Linked DNA regions of Homo sapiens: all the other regions are linked to region 2. The links are chromatin contacts, found by Hi-C or POLR2A ChIA-PET in ENCODE. All regions are on one chromosome and are shown on one strand. The core of a region is the stretch at or near the end of the contact, and the rest is flanking DNA. Distances in the headings are between cores, read along the strand shown.

What was found. Hi-C counts contacts between places; a loop is a spot of excess contacts on that map. ChIA-PET counts read pairs that join two places held with the same protein, here RNA polymerase II (POLR2A). Pooled maps may share reads with other maps.
Region 1: a map of CD8-positive, alpha-beta T cell shows a loop between it and region 2 (28-fold over the local background). The contact joins the promoter of GMPPA here to the promoter of CUL3 in region 2. A Hi-C loop is called at or near these places in 1 of 168 maps with a recorded cell type or tissue (CD8-positive, alpha-beta T cell) and 7 of 50 pooled maps. POLR2A ChIA-PET finds 5 or more read pairs at or near these places in 1 of 52 experiments (T-cell).
Region 3: a loop to region 2 is called in a map of ascending aorta, with 8 times the contacts of the local background. The contact joins the promoter of FBXO36 here to the promoter of CUL3 in region 2. A Hi-C loop is called at or near these places in 4 of 168 maps with a recorded cell type or tissue (ascending aorta, gastrocnemius medialis and naive thymus-derived CD4-positive, alpha-beta T cell) and 13 of 50 pooled maps.
Region 4: a loop to region 2 is called in a pooled map, with 18 times the contacts of the local background. The contact joins the promoter of CNPPD1 here to the promoter of CUL3 in region 2. A Hi-C loop is called at or near these places in 7 of 50 pooled maps.
Region 5: a loop to region 2 is called in a pooled map, with 17 times the contacts of the local background. The contact joins the promoter of PNKD here to the promoter of CUL3 in region 2. A Hi-C loop is called at or near these places in 3 of 50 pooled maps.
Region 6: a map of dorsolateral prefrontal cortex shows a loop between it and region 2 (32-fold over the local background). The contact joins the promoter of DNPEP-AS1 here to the promoter of CUL3 in region 2. A Hi-C loop is called at or near these places in 2 of 168 maps with a recorded cell type or tissue (dorsolateral prefrontal cortex and naive thymus-derived CD4-positive, alpha-beta T cell), 1 of 37 single-sample maps with no recorded cell type and 11 of 50 pooled maps.

The regions. Positions count from the first base shown.
Region 1 is chr2:219,497,459-219,500,158 of GRCh38, reverse strand. GMPPA (GDP-mannose pyrophosphorylase A) reads right to left here and starts at 1,268. Exons shown (of 13, transcript NM_013335.4): 1 at 1,221-1,268; 2 at 144-203; 3 at 1-38. The coding sequence starts at 183. SPEGNB (SPEG neighbor) reads right to left here. Exons shown (of 5, transcript NM_001286811.2): 4 at 2,298-2,439; 5 at 1,872-2,108. The coding sequence ends at 1,970. The region is part of intron 1 of ASIC4-AS1 (ASIC4 antisense RNA 1); the gene reads left to right. RefSeq lists enhancers at 1,199-1,388, 1,393-2,210, 2,211-2,700 and a silencer at 2,219-2,298.
Region 2 is chr2:224,583,928-224,586,627 of GRCh38, reverse strand. CUL3 (cullin 3) reads left to right here and starts at 1,265. Exons shown (of 16, transcript NM_003590.5): 1 at 1,265-1,684. The coding sequence starts at 1,619. RefSeq lists silencers at 792-1,211, 1,542-1,801.
Region 3 is chr2:229,921,057-229,923,756 of GRCh38, reverse strand. FBXO36 (F-box protein 36) reads right to left here and starts at 1,254. Exons shown (of 4, transcript NM_174899.5): 1 at 1,148-1,254. The coding sequence starts at 1,243. It overlaps TRIP12 (thyroid hormone receptor interactor 12), which reads left to right and starts at 1,748. Exons shown (of 42, transcript NM_001348323.3): 1 at 1,748-1,877. RefSeq lists enhancers at 976-1,035, 1,692-2,192, 2,193-2,693 and a silencer at 1,866-2,255.
Region 4 is chr2:219,175,558-219,178,257 of GRCh38, reverse strand. CNPPD1 (cyclin Pas1/PHO80 domain containing 1) reads left to right here and starts at 1,333. Exons shown (of 8, transcript NM_015680.6): 1 at 1,333-1,498; 2 at 1,927-2,035; 3 at 2,586-2,667. The coding sequence starts at 1,430. RefSeq lists silencers at 1-78, 1,069-1,118, 1,189-1,398, 1,519-1,578, 1,417-1,711 and an enhancer at 1-288.
Region 5 is chr2:218,269,196-218,271,895 of GRCh38, reverse strand. It overlaps PNKD (PNKD metallo-beta-lactamase domain containing), which reads right to left and starts at 1,377. Exons shown (of 10, transcript NM_015488.5): 1 at 1,294-1,377; 2 at 347-515. The coding sequence starts at 1,360. It overlaps AAMP (angio associated migratory cell protein), which reads left to right and starts at 1,759. Exons shown (of 11, transcript NM_001087.5): 1 at 1,759-1,930; 2 at 2,362-2,514. The coding sequence starts at 1,810. RefSeq lists enhancers at 1,083-1,132, 1,163-1,542, 1,693-2,012, 2,581-2,700.
Region 6 is chr2:219,387,274-219,389,973 of GRCh38, reverse strand. DNPEP-AS1 (DNPEP antisense RNA 1) reads right to left here and starts at 1,404. Exons shown (of 4, transcript NR_183823.1): 1 at 1,178-1,404; 2 at 926-1,087. It overlaps DNPEP (aspartyl aminopeptidase), which reads left to right and starts at 2,062. Exons shown (of 15, transcript NM_012100.4): 1 at 2,062-2,215. The coding sequence starts at 2,180. RefSeq lists silencers at 1,261-1,410, 1,491-2,010, 2,031-2,270 and an enhancer at 2,535-2,700.

The DNA.
Region 1 (2,700 bases), core at 19-2,518, 5.1 Mb after region 2:
TTTGGGCACCTCAAAAGACAAAGGTCTGAAGCGAGTTCCTGGGAGAGGAGAGAGGAGAACATTTCGGCCTCCTGCCTTCCTCTGCCCCCATCCCGCCTACCACTCCAGCCCAACCTCCTCCCCCCATTCCCCTGGCACCTCACCCTTTTGAGGGCCTCCAATCAGGATCACCGCTTTGAGCATAATGGTGACTGCTACCTAAACTTCAAATTCCAACAGAGAAATCAAGCTCAGATCTCCTACCCCAACCAAGCCCCAAAACCCAAATAGCAACACTTAGCCCTCTCCCAAGATGTAAACCCAAAGCTCAATATAGTCTCTGCCTGGACCCAACACCTCACAAATCCCACACATCTCAAATCCCAGCAGAGAAATCAAGCTCAGATCTCACACCCCAACCAAACCCCAAACCCCAAATAGCAGCACTTAGCCCTCCCCCAAGATGTAAACCCAAAGCTCAATATAGTCCCTGCCTGGACAGAACCTCACAAATCCCACACATCTCAAATCCCAACCCAGATTCCAGTCGGCCTTCAAACCTCACAGTGATTCCTCCCAAATTCTGAAATTCACACCCCACAATTTGATCTCTAAAAGACTTCCCTCTGGCCATGAACAAATTCTGCAAATTCAGAAACCTGGCAGAGACTCCCTTCTCAGACCCAAACCTCAAAATACTGAAGCCTCAAATTCCCAAAGTGTTGCGTCTTCATTCTAGATATTAAGCCCTGAACCCCAATAGTGAACCCTGAATATTGGACAGCAAACCCTGAGTGAGCCTCAGATATTTAACTTAAATCCTGAACGTAATCCCCAAGTACTGAACTAACACTGATCTGAATTTGAAGAACCCCTAATCCCAGCAAAAATCCTCTATATGCTAAACATGAATCCTAAAACTAACCTCTGTATGTTGAACCCCAAATCAAAAGACAGGTTCCCTTGGCATCTCAAACACTGAACCTATTGACCCCCCTCCAGTCCTAATACGGACGACTGGGTCTAAATCTCTGGATTCGGAGGATTGATTGATTGCTGACCCTCTGAACCCCACAACTGACTCTGTCCAATAAACCCTGGCCTCTCATTGCCAGGGATTGTGGGACCAACACAGGGGCGGGCGCACCGAGGGCCAGCCAGGACCTCGGAGCCCGCTCTCCGTCTAGAGGGTGTCCCCTGCCCCTTACCCCTGCCGCCACCCCTCCACCAGCTCCCTTTACCACTAGCTCCCTTCACTCCAGCTCTGCCGCCCGCTACTGCAAGCTCCTTCCGCGCACGTGTCTTCTCGCAAGTCGCGAGAACTCATTCGCAGGGTCTGCCGGGAATTGTAGTCTGACCCTTTACCCGCTTTCTAACTTTATGGGAGAGGAAAGAGGTGCTGAAGTCCAGGGGTGTGACCAAGGGATCGCGGGGCGGGGTTAAATGCGAAGAAGGGTGGGGCCTGAGAAGCCCAGCCTGGAACTTAAGACTGGGACCCGAGCTGTTGGGGAATCGGCCTCGGGGCAGCAGCCGAAGTGAGGAACTGGGTCCCACAGGAAAACGGGACTAAGGACAGCAGGGGTGTGTGGCCAGCCCTGGAAGGGGCGGGGCCAGGGGCAAACAGCCACAAGGGGCTGGGGCTGGAGGCGCTCAAAAGCGGAGAAGGCGGAGTCCCAGGCCCAGCCGGCGGTACCGCTGGGAAGTGAGGGCGCCTTGGACGGCGAGGGCAACTCTTATCAGTTTGACTGTCTGAAATGCAGCACGGCGCTAGGCGCTCTCCAGACCTCCCTGTGACTCCAACAGGCTGTGACCTTGGCGTGGGGGTCTGGAATACGTGTGGGCGCTGGTGCGGGGGAGAGGGAATGGCGACGCGGAAGAGCAGGACAGACGCGGAGGGTCAGAGAGCAGCTTTATTAAGCAAGCTGGTGGAGGGCTGTGGGTCCCACCACCCCCGGGCTCGGCGCCAGGGCGGAAGGTCCGGGGGTGCCGTTCAGGCCACGTCGACGCGAGCGAAGCTCTGGTCCATGCCCAGGCTGTTCTCCACGTACACCTCGTACTTGCCGCTGTCCTGAGGCGTGGCCCGGCGAATGGTCAGCGTCGTGGTGGTGCTGCCGATCTCGAAGAACACCCTGCGGAAGGGCGGCGGGGAGGAGGGCGGAGCCGTGGTCAGTACACGGGCGCACTGGGCGGGGCTCCTTAGCCAGCTCTGTTCCTCGCTGCCCAGTCCCCGCCCCCGTCACTCCAGCCAGATTTCTGGGCTCAGTCCCACCCAGGTTCCAGCCCCAGGCCCTGGCCGTGCCGCAGGTCCCGGCCCTCGCCTGTCATCCTCCTCGATGTCCTCCCCGTCCTTGGTCCAGCCTACGTCGGGCGCAGGCTCTCCCAGGATCTCCGCAGTCAGCGTCACGGTGGTGCCTTTGCGCGCCTTAGTGTTGTCGGGTCCCTTTTGAATCTTCGTCGGGACTAGCGGAAGGAAAGGGGAGCGAAACCCCGTGAAGGACCCGGAGATGAGGCAGGGCATCACCTCACCGGCTAATACCCGGCACTAAATACAGATGCATTTAAACTCGCAGTGTGACGTTGAGCAAATCATTAGCCTCTCTGGTTTCATCTCCTTGGCTGTTAAAGGGACTTATCCCTGCCTCTCCTACTTCTCGGGGTCGAATAGAGGATCAAGAGAGATAAGGCGGGCGAAAGCCCCTGAATGTTCACACATCTCGCGGT
Region 2 (2,700 bases), core at 16-2,515:
TGTAGATATCCATCCCCCAAACATATGCTTCTTTAAAATAGGAAGAACACAAACTTTAATAAGAACTCACGTATTCCCTTGCAGAGTCAGAAACCCAAACATAACAGCAATTGGGCAAGTAGGTAAATGAGGAAGTACAATTCATAACAAATGGACAGCAAAACCGATAAGTCAAATTAGACATTTTGACTATAAAGCGACCAAACGCCTCTCCTCCAAAACCAAAAGCCAAAACCTTTTCAAATATACAGCAACTGAATCAGACGGTAATTTTGGCTTTAAAAATCTACAATACTCTTGGTAATGGTAGAAATGATTTATCCGGTAGGTTAAAGATAGGTTTCTATCATTCCACTTAACATTATTTACCAAATGCTGCATTTCATTAATGGAGCTGTCAGTTTATTCTGATGGTAATGAAAAACAGGTTTTAACATGAATAAGCCCTGGGTCCACCAGAAAATATCAGTGAATCAAGAGGTCCCGAAGCTTATGCAGTTTAAGGGAACTTCGTAGATTAAATTTCCACCTTCCAGTCCTGAGAGCTGTGGTGTGCACACCCAGTCCGAATACCTTGTTGAGCATACAGGACACTAATTTCCGACACTGCAGCTAACTCCTGCACAAACTCTTCAAGTTGCAGGCTTCTACTCAAGTACCCATCCCTAGTCCACATGCCCTAGAAAAACACAGGAACCAGTTCGGGACGTAGTTACACATCTAGCACCCCACGCTCCTCCTCAAGACTATCCTCCTGCTGTCCCAGCCCAGTGGGGCCCAGCCCACTACCATCCCGCTCCCGCTCTCCGAACTTCCCCCCTCCCACTCCCCACCATGTGACCAGGACCCTCCCAACCGCCGCTCCGAGCTCCACCAATCAGCAACCACCTCCACCCAGAACCCGGGACCTGGCGCTCCACTTTCAAAAAGGCAGCTTAATCCTCCCGCCCTCAGCCACGCCCCCTTTCCGCTTCCCCGCCCCGCCGGCCCCTCCCACTTCCTTCAGTTCCCTGTTCCCCTCCTCCCCTCCGGTGGCGCCCACCCTCTCCCGGGCTTCGCCCCGCCCACCAGGGGGGCAGCGCGCTCGCCCTCTTCTCGCGAGATCTGAGCGTCCCCCGCGGCGGCCGCCGGGCTCCCCCTCCCGTCCTCCCACCTCCCTCCCCCGGCATCTCTCACTCTCCGGCTCTCCTCCCTCCCTCCTCCCCCCTCCACCCTCTGGGCCGGATCTCGTCTCGCTCAGGCGGAGGAGGAGAAGGAGGAGGAGGAGGACGACGTTCGGCCTGCGCAGTGAGATGTTTGTCCGTCGCCGCCGCCGCCGCCATCGCGGAGGAGCGCGATAAAGGGAGCCGAGCCGGACGTGAGGGGGACCCCGCGGAGCCGCCGCGCCAGCGCAGCCCCCCAGCCGCATCGGAGTCGCCAGAGTCCGAGCCGCCGCCGCCGCCGCCGCCGCCCCCGCCGCCGCCGCGGCTGCCCAGGGGCCGGCCAGCTCCCCAGCCCTGCCCGGGGGTCGCGCCGCCGCCGCCCCCAGCGTCGCCCCTAGCCTGCCTGCCCGCCTTAAATGTGACACCGGCGTCGCGGAGCGCGACCTGAAGCCGCCGCCGGGGAGGGGACGAGCACCATGTCGAATCTGAGCAAAGGCACGGGCAGCCGGAAGGACACCAAGATGCGGATCCGGGCCTTTCCGGTGAGTCTCTCCTCGGCGTCCGGGACCCCGGGGCCGGGGGCCGGGCCGAGAGCCGCACGCGAGGCCCGGGCTGAAGTCCCCCAACAGGCCGCAGGCCCGGCCTCCCCTCCCCCACGCCCGCCGGCCGCGGGGCGCGAGCCTTCCCGGCAACCGGGCGGCGCGGGGCCCCGGCGCGGCCGCCCTCCCGGGCCGTTCCCCGCGCCGGGAGCCCGGGCCTGGCGCCGCGCCCCCGTCCGGGAGCTGCTCCTTCAGCCGCTCCGCGGGCGTCGGCTGCGGCCGGGGCCCCTCGGCCGCCCCACGCCTCCCCACGTTGCCGGGGTTGTAGGCCCAGTCTCCGGCGCTGCTAGCAGCCGCGGAGTCCTCCCTGTGTGGGGCGTGTGTGGAACTTTTCACGTGGGGTTTCGCTACACTTTGAAAATTTACCCAGCCTAGCTTTTAGGGTGATGAAGGGGCTGCCCTCTCTCTCTGCCCCCCTCCCCAGGAAGGTCTATGCCATCAACCTGCCCCCGACGCAGTGACAGTGGTTCCACGGAATGCTCCGTGGTCATAAACTAGTAACATTGGGTGTATTTATAGCGTCTTTCATCCTACAAGCTTCCTAAGCACTTTACAAACTCTTGTGCAGGATTGCCTCGCCACTCGGAGGAAGGCCGGGTGGGGGGGAAGCAACAGAGAGCAAACCGGCCAATTGGTTCTCCATTTCTCAGCCTTGGGAGCCCAAAGAATGAGTGTAGTCGCCTTGCGGAGTAGCTTTGTTTCATCGCTTTCAGTGACAGCAAACGTGTTCTGCTCAGAAACTTTTTCTTTTTTGGCATTACGTTGAGTCGTACCCTTGCGATGTTTAGTATATAGGATATAACTTTGGGTGTCAAATCTGGTTCAGCTTCCCCGTGGCAAGCAATTAAAATGTACTGTTAACGAACTGGGCATACTTGCCTATGTCGCTACAATAAAAGGCATACGTCAAGACAGACGAACTAGCAATCGGACAGAAGATTTTAAAAAGTAAAATTAGA
Region 3 (2,700 bases), core at 5-2,504, 5.3 Mb before region 2:
AATTTGAGTCTGACCCTGGGCCCACTGCCTATGAATTAGCCCTGCTCCGCAAGGAGCAGTACTGTTTTAAAAAAAATTTTTTTTGGACAGGCTGATTTTACATTTGTAATATTTCTAAATCTTAAATTAAAAAATATATATTAACATTTATATTTTAAAAGATGCTTTCAAAAATATAAAAAAATTAACTCATTACCTATTTTGTTTAAGGGCTCCTGGAAAAACTGAGGGAATGATCAATATGCACACCAAAACAAATATATACAAACTTCTAAATTTCATTTTATAGGAATAGTATCTATTGAAAGGGCAGGGTGCATGAATAACTCAGTGACAGGCGTAAACTCAGCCAGGATTAGAAACGTCTTCCCAATGGAGGCCCCGCTCAAGTTGAGAATTTCATGGACACAGTAAATCATCCAAAAGCCCACCTTCAATAACCAAAGTAGGCATAAAAATAGGCCGATGGTTACTTTGGAGATAATATAATCCTCGGTCTTATTGTTGTGGAGCAGATGTCATTATGGGTGGGGCTGAAGCGCAGAGCAGCTGAAACATTTTTATACCACCACCCGCACACTTTCAATGGGATAGAAGGGACTCCAAAAGGTAAGAGCTCCCAATCGTCAGTTGCTACTAGAAATAACTAAGTTTTGATGTGGCCGTGGCACGCGTAAAGGCCACAAAGAGATTTATAAAATTCTCCATGATTAATTCCTATCCTGGAAAAGAGGCAATCTCCTTTTCCCCTCCCTAGCCGGCTCCTCCTTGGGACACTTGGCTGAGTCGTTCTTTCCCTCCTTCTCACGCTGAGGTGAGGCCGCACGCAAGCCGGAGACGCCCGTTTTCCTCTTCGCGCGGAGGAAACTCTACGGGTAAGAAGCCGGGGTGGCGGGAAAGGAGCACGCGGCACCGCGGGGAGGCAGAGAAGGCTTGCCAGGGACTAGCCGGGCTCGGGGAGAGCAGGGACACGCGGGCCGTCGGACCGAGGAGGCCGAGGTGACGAGGAAAATCTCCCGGCGCGGAGCCGGGACTGGGCGCTTCCGGCGGGCTACGGTTGCTCTTGGCCTAGCACAGCCTGCGTCCCGGGCCCCAACCGGGCCAGGTAGGGAGTTAGGAGAGAGGGTAAACCGCGGCTCGCACTTGCCTGAGACCGGGTGACCAGTAACTGGTAATAGTCTTTGCTAGGCGGCGGGCCTTGTCCTACAGTTTCAAAGAGAGTCTCCGGCAGCCACGACGCCATCTTGGGACGCCACCGCCGTCGCTAAGACAACCAGGAAGGGGCGGGGCTTGGTTGGGGTCAAGGGGCCAAAACCCTAGTTTAAATTGAACCACGCTTATGAGCTGGCAGAAGGATTTCTAACTTGGGGCGATCGTCCCCTCTTCCAAGGGTCTTAGGGAACCCTGATCCGTGAAATTTCCAGCTCCAGGTCCCGGGTGACCCGAGGGGGAATTAGTTCCTGCTACCACGGAGGGGAGGGGGTGACCCCGGCGGAGGGATACCAAGTAGATCTCCACAGTCCCCTTCCTGGTCCCTCGAAGGGATCGGGCGGAGATCGGAGGCTGCTGAGAGAGTCGAGCCGGGAGGCGTGGGAGGGAGGGGCGATGTGATGGGCCGCCAGTAGGCAGCGGTGCCGGTCCCGCGGACGAGCCCGTAACCGGAGCCCGAGGACAAAGTAGTTCCCCGAGGGTGTCAGAGCAGGCGGGGAGGGAGGCGGCACGGGCGGAGGCGCACGCCGGGCGCGGTGCTGCGGCTCAGCTGATAATTGAAGGAACCCGGAGCCGCCGCCGCCGCGCCGCTGGGGGGGGTGGGGGGAGCTAGTGGAAGTTACTGCCGCGCCACCGAGTCCGGACCGGAGACTTTGGGGCCTAACTAGGTAATTGGGGCGCAGCTCTGGGCGGCGGGGGCAAGCCTTGGGGGAGGGGGCCAGCTGAGGGGTTGGGGGGGCGGGGGGAGGAGCTGGAACAGAAAGTCCCAGGAAGCCCGGTTGTGTCATCGCCGCGATTCGGCCCCCGCTTGGCCTGCTCCCGGCGCCGGCGGCGGCGGGGCCGCGGAAGGACCGGGCCGGGGGTGGACGGGAGAGACGCTCGAGGGCGGCCGCGGCCGGAGGGACCGGGGCCTGGCGGGAGGTAGGGGTCGCTGGGTCCCTCCTCCGGCTTCCCGCAATGAGGAGGGCCCTTCACAGAACCGGGGTAAGGCTTGCGGGTGTTGGGGAGCTCGGCGGGGACCAAGGGGGGCCGGAAGTGGGCTTTGGAGCTTGGAGGGTGTCTGGGAAGAGAGAAAGTGGGGGGCCGGAAGTGCAGGTGGGGGGTGTGAAGACGGCAAGGGTTCCCCGGAAATGGGACGAGGGGCCCGGAAATCGGGAAAGGGGAGGCTCCGGGGCCGTGGACGGCCCGGAAATGGAAACTAGGAAGCAGCTCCAGTGACAACAGTTGTGGGAAGCGAGGGTCAGAGAAGGGAGAGGCCAGAGAGACTTTAGACCGCAGTAAGGGGTTTCCTGCCCAGGGGGACGGCGAGGGACGGTTGAGGGAGGGCGAGCCCGGAGACGGGGTCTGCGCGGGGCAGTTTTTTAAGCCGTGGGAAGTTGAGGCTGAGGGAGGATGATGACGAGGGGGGCATGCAGGGAGGCCTAAAGAAGCCGAGAAACTTGACTGAGAGGAATAGAGTATCCTTTTAAATAGATCAGAATGGAAATTGGT
Region 4 (2,700 bases), core at 84-2,583, 5.4 Mb after region 2:
AGCAGAGGTTGCGGACGAGCGTCACGTGACTGCGGAGCGCTGAGCCCGTCACGTGACGCGGCCTAACCCCCCCCCCCCCGGATAGGGCGGGCCGCGCATGCGCCCCGGCGGCTGCCGCTGACACTGCGCCTACACAGGTTCGTTTTCTGGTTGACGAAGTACCCCGGGTTCCGAGTCCGGGTCTAGGTCCAGGCAGTCGAGCCCGTTTTCTTATCCCACAGTAGGCAGGGCGGCTAGGGAGTGTGGTGCTGCCCCGGTATCCCCGTGTGGGGCAGGAAGTGGGCTTCCAGATTCCCAGTATCCCCGGTAGGGTCTGCTTCTGCTCGCTCGGGAAGGGCGGTGGCCGTCCCATTACTCAACCAACCCTCAACGCACTGGTCCTCCCAGTTCCCTCCCCTCAGTGGGTAAACAAACACACACCAGCGCTTGACTCGACAGACTCGAAAACAACATCTACTCAGAAAAGTTGTTTCTTTCCTATCTCCTTAAACTTTCCCACTTCCACATATCGGAGCTTCTTCCCACCTCGGCCTACTCAAGCATGAGATCGGAGGCGGGAGGTGGGTTTCAACACAAAACCTTGGGTAGATGCAGTTTACTTTTGGGTGGACGTGTTGACACGTTTTGAGGCCTTACATTCGCTTAAGATCACAGAATTTCCTCAGTAGCCTTAGGTTTAAAAGTTCAAATTACAGTAAAAAAAAAAAACACCCTGAGTTTCTCTTCCTTTTCATAGTTCACCCACTGCTAAATTTCCTGTGTGTCCTTTCAGACGCTTTTCATATGCATTGCTGAGTATGTATAATATCTCTCCTAAAAAGCAACTGGGAACAACTTCCTGTTGTGCGTTTCGTCTTATTCACATTAACTTCTCCATTGCTACGCCTGGCTTGTTCATCCTCAGTGCGGCGTGGTCCCCCCTACGAATTGTCCCCATTTCTCAGAGGCGCCTGGGGCTTGGCCACGTTCCGTGAGACCAGGAGTTCGAGTCCGGTTCCTGCCCGCGGGTCGGGGCGGGAGGCTGGGCCAGATGGGCGGCAGGAAGTGCCAGGCGCTGACTTGCAGGCGGCACCCCCGCGGCTTGTAAACGCCGGGCGGACGCGGCACAGGCGGAGTACGCGCCTCGCAGCCGCATCTCCTTTCTGCTCCGCGAGGTGAGCGTCGCACGGACGCTTGACACCTCCCTTCCCGGGCCTAGGGCCCCCGCGCGCCGCGCCAAGCCCGGGGCGGAACAGGAAGAGGCGCCCAGTTCAGCCCGGGCCCCGCCTTCCGCCGCCGGGGGGAGGGAGCTGCGAGGGCGAGGGCGAGGACGGCGGCCCGCCCCGGGGAGGCAGGCTGGCAGGTGGACAGGCGGGCAAGGACAGCTCCGCGAGCCCCCTACAACTCGTTTCCTTCCGTTCACCTTCGCAGGGCGGCGACTGGCGGCGCGATGGACCTGACCGGGCTCCTGCTGGACGAAGAAGGCACCTTCTCCCTCGCCGGCTTCCAGGACTTCACGGTGAGTGGGGGTCCCGCCCCCTCCCCGGCCTCCCGGCGCGCCCCTCCCGGCCTGAGCGGCGCTGCGAGCTCGCCTGACTGCTGTGCCGGGACTGGGCGGCAGCTGCTCGAGCAGTGCTTCCTTGAGGCCGCGGCTGCTTGGGCCGGGAGGGAGAGCCGCGGAGTATAGGAATGGGCGTAGGGGTGGCCACACGAGGGCCCTTCTCGGAGAACTTCTCCCGGGGAACCCTCGATGGGGGTGGGGGCATTCCTCCCTCTATGGACCAGGCTGCCATTGGCAAGCGATTTACAGAACGCGGGTCTGGGTAAGGCACGGGCCCCCTAGCAGCGAGGCCGGCCTGTCCCCTGCCCCGCCTTCCAGCCCAGAGCCAGGATCTGCATCATACCTTTCCGTGCCCTTCACCCTCCGCTGCCCCTGCCCTGTTTCAGTTCCTCCCAGGACACCAGAAGCTGAGTGCCCGGATCCGAAGGAGGCTCTACTATGGCTGGGACTGGGAAGCCGACTGTAGCCTGGAGGAGCTCTCCAGCCCGGTGGCAGGTTAGGCAGTGTTGTGTGACTGGACAAGTGAGAAGCATGAAAATGGGATTGTCATCAGGCAGAAAATGGCTCGAGGTTTGCCCCGTGGCTACACTGTCTCTTCATTGCTAGCTCGTTGGTACTTGGTTCAAGAGGGCAGTTTGCATTTCCCATTCTTTTAGCCCAAATGAATAAAAAACATTGCTGCCACATATATCTATACAAATCACTCTTGATTTATATATTGAAAAGCTAATTTTCGAAGGATATCCATCATATGTTCCCCAAGTAAACAAGGCATGTTTATGCCACAGATGAACAGCAGTGACAGATAAATCTGGATAGTTTGATGTGACAGGGCAATAAGCTTTCCTGTTAGAATGAGCTGAAATTCGAACTTGGAATGGGCTTTTTGTCTCAGTGTGTGAGAATTTGATCTCTATTTTGTTACTATGGTCCTGTCCCCAAGGCCTCAGAAAATACAGATCTGGGTCTTCTGCTAGCAGTGGGGACTGGTGTGTTGGGTGTGGGTGCTTGTTTGCTCACTCGGCCTTCCTTCTGTCCCTTGCAGACATTGCTGTCGAACTGCTCCAGAAGGCAGCCCCCAGCCCTATTCGCCGACTCCAGAAGAAATATGTAGCTCATGTGTCCCGGTGAGCCTGGAAATGAGGATAGGATGAGAGTGT
Region 5 (2,700 bases), core at 128-2,627, 6.3 Mb after region 2:
CCTTCTGAGTACTACTATACAACTAGTACAAGCTCACATGATCTCAACGAACTACTTACTTAAACTTGGGTCTCACTCCAAGCTCCCAAAAGGGAGGATGAGGCCAGGGACCCAAGTCTGAATCAGATCAACTCAGCTTACTCCACAGTAAACCCACTGTCTTCTCAATTCCACATACTTTCCCACCTCCACTGCCCCACCCCTCTGAGATTCCAATCGAACCCAACAATTCTGTTCCCACAACTTTGGATTCAGCTCGCCACCTGAAACTTGGAGAAGTTTCTAAGTCCTGCCCTCCCCTACAAGCCACGCCCCGTTGGTGGGCAAAGGGGTGGTTAAAACTCACCAGGCCAGTCCCACAGCTTTCATGGGGTTCTTGCCCCTCTTTCTGGGAATGTATTCCAGCTCCGGGGATAGGGGTTCAGGTTCCTCCTTGCCCTCTGGGGAGCTGTGGCTTTGCAGGGCCCGGGTCCTGTTATGAGAAGCCTTGTTAGCTGTGGCTCCTGCGAGAATCCCTGTGGATGGAGGTAAGGAAGGTCAGTAAGAAGAGATGAGAAGAAAGCAAGCGGGGAGGTGGGGGGCAGTAAGGGCTTGGGAGGAGCGGCTGAGATCTGGGGAAGGGGAGTGACTGCAGTCTGAAGTAAGAAGTGCCAAGGAGAATCCAAAGGGAAATGGGAAAATCGCCACCGAGGTGGCACCTTTGGAAGCCACTTCCACGTCACTGCGGGCTCATCACCCTGGTGCCAGGACGAAAAGCTTCGCTGTTCTTCCTCAGACGACAGCATGGGAAGGACTGCAGTGGGACTCACATAAGACGTATGAAGGAAATCCGGGAAAAGGTTTTGAAACTGCAAATGTTAGCACTGGAAGGGACCTTAAAGATAGTCTACTCCATCCCTTGCACTGTACGGAAGAGGAAACTGAAGCCCTGAGAGAAAAACTGCTTTGCCCAAGGTCAAACTGCTAATTATCCGGGGCTGGAACTCAAACCTCCAGAAGCCCGGGGCTCTTTCCTCTGCACTGCGGTGAGTGTGAAACACCTGGAGCGCGGGAGTCCAACAGGCTTCCTAGGAGCTCCCTCTTGCAGCAAGACCCCGGAGGTGTCGAGCAACCCGAAGGCGGGGGGATGCACTGGGTGACCTCTAAAGAGCATCTCTGCACCCCCAGACTCTAAGATCTTGCAGAAAAGTGTGGGGAGGAACCAAGAGCCCTGACCTCCTGCTATCGTCGGGCTGGACGTGAAAGAAAAGGGATCTTCTGCAGTCCTGCCCTCCCCGGGGTCCCTCTCCTTACCCCGGAGGACGCGGGCATTTCTCGCCCCCCGGCCCTTCAGCGCCGTAGCAGCTACCACCGCCGCCATGTTCAGATCCCACCCCCGCTTCACCGCGCTCCCCGCCGGGAATTGTAGTTTGCGTAAGGGGCCTCCCCCGCTCCTTCCGTCCTGCCTACAGACCAGAAACTACATCTCCCAGAAGCCCGCAGAGCGGACCCAGGAGAACTACTCTTCCCAGGAGACCCCGGAGGCGCGCGCGCTCGCTTGTTTCCCTCCAGTTGGGGGCGGAGTCAGGTGGGGCGGAGTTTGGGTTCTCTCCGCCACGCCCCGGCCCCATCTTCCAATGCCGCTCTGTGATTGGTGAGGCGGCCAGCCAACCTTCGTAGCTATTGGCCGAACGGCCGTCGCTCTTCCTGCTGGGGAGTCGCCTACGCCTACTTCCTGCCGGGAGGAGGGGCTCGAGTTCCGCGTCGTCGCGCAGAGCTGACTCTGGGAGGCGTTTGGGCCCAGAGAAGTGGATCCGCCGCTTGCGCCGCATGGAGTCCGAATCGGAAAGCGGGGCTGCTGCTGACACCCCCCCACTGGAGACCCTAAGCTTCCATGGTGATGAAGAGATTATCGAGGTGGTAGAACTTGATCCCGGTCCGCCGGACCCAGGTGAGAACTGCCGCTCCTCAGGCCATGGGACAGGAGACGCTCACCCCTGGCCTCTGACTCCTGCTTTTCCCCGCTCCCCTCCACACCCGACTGGTCATTCCTACCGATATCCCTCTTCCCCTCCTCCCCCACTCCCACCCTCACACTTAGTTCTCAGGCCTGGCTGGGGTGGGGGTTCCCTGACGCCTCCTCTGGCCCTTCCCCTCACACACCCCCTTCCCATCATCCCCTTGGCCCTCCCTTACCGCACGGTCTCTGGCCAGCCGTGGCCTCCCGTCCTGTGTCCCGCGCGCCCCCGCGGACCCCGGTGTGTCTGACTCCACCTTCCCTTCTCGCCACATGACCCGCCCCAGCCTCAGGCCTCCTCATGCTTCTCTCCGTACCTCTTACCGCCTCCCGAGCCCCATCTTCTAACCCTCTCCCCAAAGCAGATGACCTGGCCCAGGAGATGGAAGATGTGGACTTTGAGGAAGAAGAGGAGGAAGAGGGCAACGAAGAGGGCTGGGTTCTAGAACCCCAGGAAGGGGTGGTCGGCAGCATGGAGGGCCCCGACGATAGCGAGGTCACCTTTGCATTGCACTCAGGTAGGTCTTTGAGGCGATCCACCTCAAATCAGTTTAGGTGGGCGTGTAAGCATTAAACATCAGCCATGGACAGAACGTTATGGGGGACACAGAGATGGGCAAGATGCTGGCCTTGCGCTGGAGGAGCCCACAGGTGGGAAAGTGTGGCAGAATGGATGATTGCTTGGCTTCTGGCATCAGTCGAGA
Region 6 (2,700 bases), core at 155-2,654, 5.2 Mb after region 2:
CTTATACATTGTAGCCTTGTTTCGGCCCTTTCACTGTCCTCCTTGAATGTGTCCCCTCCCCAGGAGGTAGAGGACAAGAATGCTCTCTCCATGTCCTGCTCAGCATTGAGCTTTATACATAATTTTATTTATTTATTTATTGAGACAGAATCTCACTCTGTCGCCCAGGCTGGAGTGCAGTGGCACGATCTCAGCTCACTGCAACCTCCACCTCCCGGGTTCAAGCGATTCTCTTGCCTCAGCCTCCCAAGTAGCTGCTGGGATTACAGGCACGTGCCACTACACCCGGCTAATTTTTGTATTTTTTGTAGAGACGGGGTTTCACCATGTTGGTCAGACTGGTCACGAACTCCTGACCTCAAGTGATCTACCCGCCTCGGCCTCCCAAAGTGCTGGGATTACAGGCGTGAGCCACTGCGCCAGGCCCATAATGGTATTTCAACAAACGGTTAGGGAATGCCATGAATTTAAGCCAGCACCTAGTGGGTGAATTCTTGAAAACTCCCCTGCCATATCTACTAGTTTGAAGTGAGGGCTGCAGGACCTTTCCAGCCTCTCCCCATCCCACCCTGTCACTCCCCACCCCAGGTATATAAACGGCAGGTTGCTCCATAAACCTGTGATCTCTGGAATTTTGTTTGAACCCCTGGTAGCTGGGCCCTGTTTTGGATCTAGAGGCCACCAAGAGTCCTGATCAGTTCCTGCAGCTAGGAAGGTGCATGGGGTTTAAACGTGCTACTCACTACTCCTGACATGGGAATACTGGAACTGCCAATAATGTGGAATTTGTTTTTCTGTTGTTTTTAACAAATGGAAAGGGCACAGATATCAGAGTCAAATCCCAGATCCACCCAAACAGCTATGTGATCTTGGGCAAGTCAACTTCTGTGTCCCTTGTGGACCTCCCGTGTAACATAACACTTACCAAAGCGCATAGAAAAAGGTCCAGAAAAGATCTGAGAGAAGGCTGTAGGGTTGTTCCAGGCCTCTGCAATCAAACTGATGGAGTTCAAACCCCACCTGTGCCGTTTATTACCTCGACGGATCACTAGTCTCCGTATCTCAGCTTTCTCTGTTCATGCATAAACTGGGGACAGTAAGAGTACATAGTTGATGGGGCAGTTGTGAAGATTAAACGAGGTAACAGGCCAATCTTTATCATAAAGCTAAAGCTCACCGTGAGCGCCCCATGGACATTAGCCTTATTGCTTTTATTGTCACAAAGGTGGCTGTGGCGAGAGACAGCACTTTGTACCGTACCCGTCGGACCCGGTGAGCTGGAGGGGCGAGCTTTTTATTGGCCTCGAGGCCCGGGGCACGGGGAGGCGGGCCGTCCGCGGCTGTCCTAGCACCTCCGCGGCAGCAGAGGGCCCTGGCGGCGGCTGCGGGTCGCGCGGCGTGGGTGACGGGGGTGCAGGGCGGGGCCTAACGAGCAGCCCCCGCAGGGGCGGAGACGAGGGCGGGCCGGAGGCGGAGGCGCGGCCTGGAGAGGGATGGGGCGGAAGCGGGGCGGGCGGTGCAGCCTAGCGAGGGGCGGGGCGGACGAGGAAGCGTGACGAGCGGCGGGGCGGGTGGAGCAGCCTGGCGAGGAGCGGGGCGGGGTGGGCGGCACGGCCTGACAAGGGGCGGGGAGCGCAAGGAGGCCTGACGAAGGGCGGGGCGGAGCAAGGGCGGGGGCAGGGCGAGTAGTGGGGTACAGCGAGGGCCGGAGCGGATGGGGGAAACCTGGTGAGGGGCGGGACAAAGCGGGGAGGGCGGTGCAGCCTGGCGAGAGGCGGGGCGGACGAGGAAGCTTGACGAGGGGCGGGGCGGGCGGTGCAGCCCTGCGAGGGGCAGGGCGGGCGGTGCTTCCTGGCGAGGGGCGGGGCGGGGCGGGCGGTGCGGCCAAGCTAGGGGCGGGGCAAGGGCGGGGCAAGGCGGGTGGTGGTGCCCAGCGAGGGGCGGAGCGGACAGGGTAAGCCCGCCGAGGGGCGGGGCTGACCGAGGTGGGCGGGGCGGATGCCGAGGGGCGGGGAGAGGTGGGCGGGGAGGCCAAACATGGGGCGGGGCGGCGCGGCCGGGGAAGCGTGATGAAGGCCTACGAGTGCGGCGCGGCCTGAAGGGGCACGCGGGGGACCTGCAAAGCTAGTGAGGGGCGGGGCAGGCGGCGCGGTGGGGGCGGGCCGAGCCCGGAGGCCAGATGAGCGGACACAGCCCCACGCGCGGGGCCATGCAGGTAAGTGGCTCCCGACGGCCCCACTTGAATTTCGATCCCAGACCGGGTCCGGCGCCCTCCGGGGCCCAAGCTTAGCGCGGTGCTGCAGTGGGGCCGCCTGACCCAAAGCGAAACCGAAAGCCCCGCGGAGGGTGACCTGACGACTTTCCCGGGACTGGAAGGGGGAGTCCTGCGAGAGACTAGGTGGGTGCGAGAGAGGAGTCAGGGTGCTCCTTGGGGTACAGGGCTTTGGCTCCGGGCTGGGTACGCGCACGTGATGCAGGCCGCCTCAGAGTATGGGGCCCGCTTGGGATCCCGGAGTTTGGGAGCAGAACAGGATTTCCTAGCTGGGCAGGGACATGGGGGCGGGACTTAGGGAGTCGGGCTAAAGTTCGGATTAAGGGGCGGGCCTGGCTCATGATCCTGGGCCGGCGGGCTGAAGCTTTCAACGGAGTTTCAGCCCTGGGTTTGGGTCTCTCGGTGGGGACGGGCGGAAGCAGAGGTCT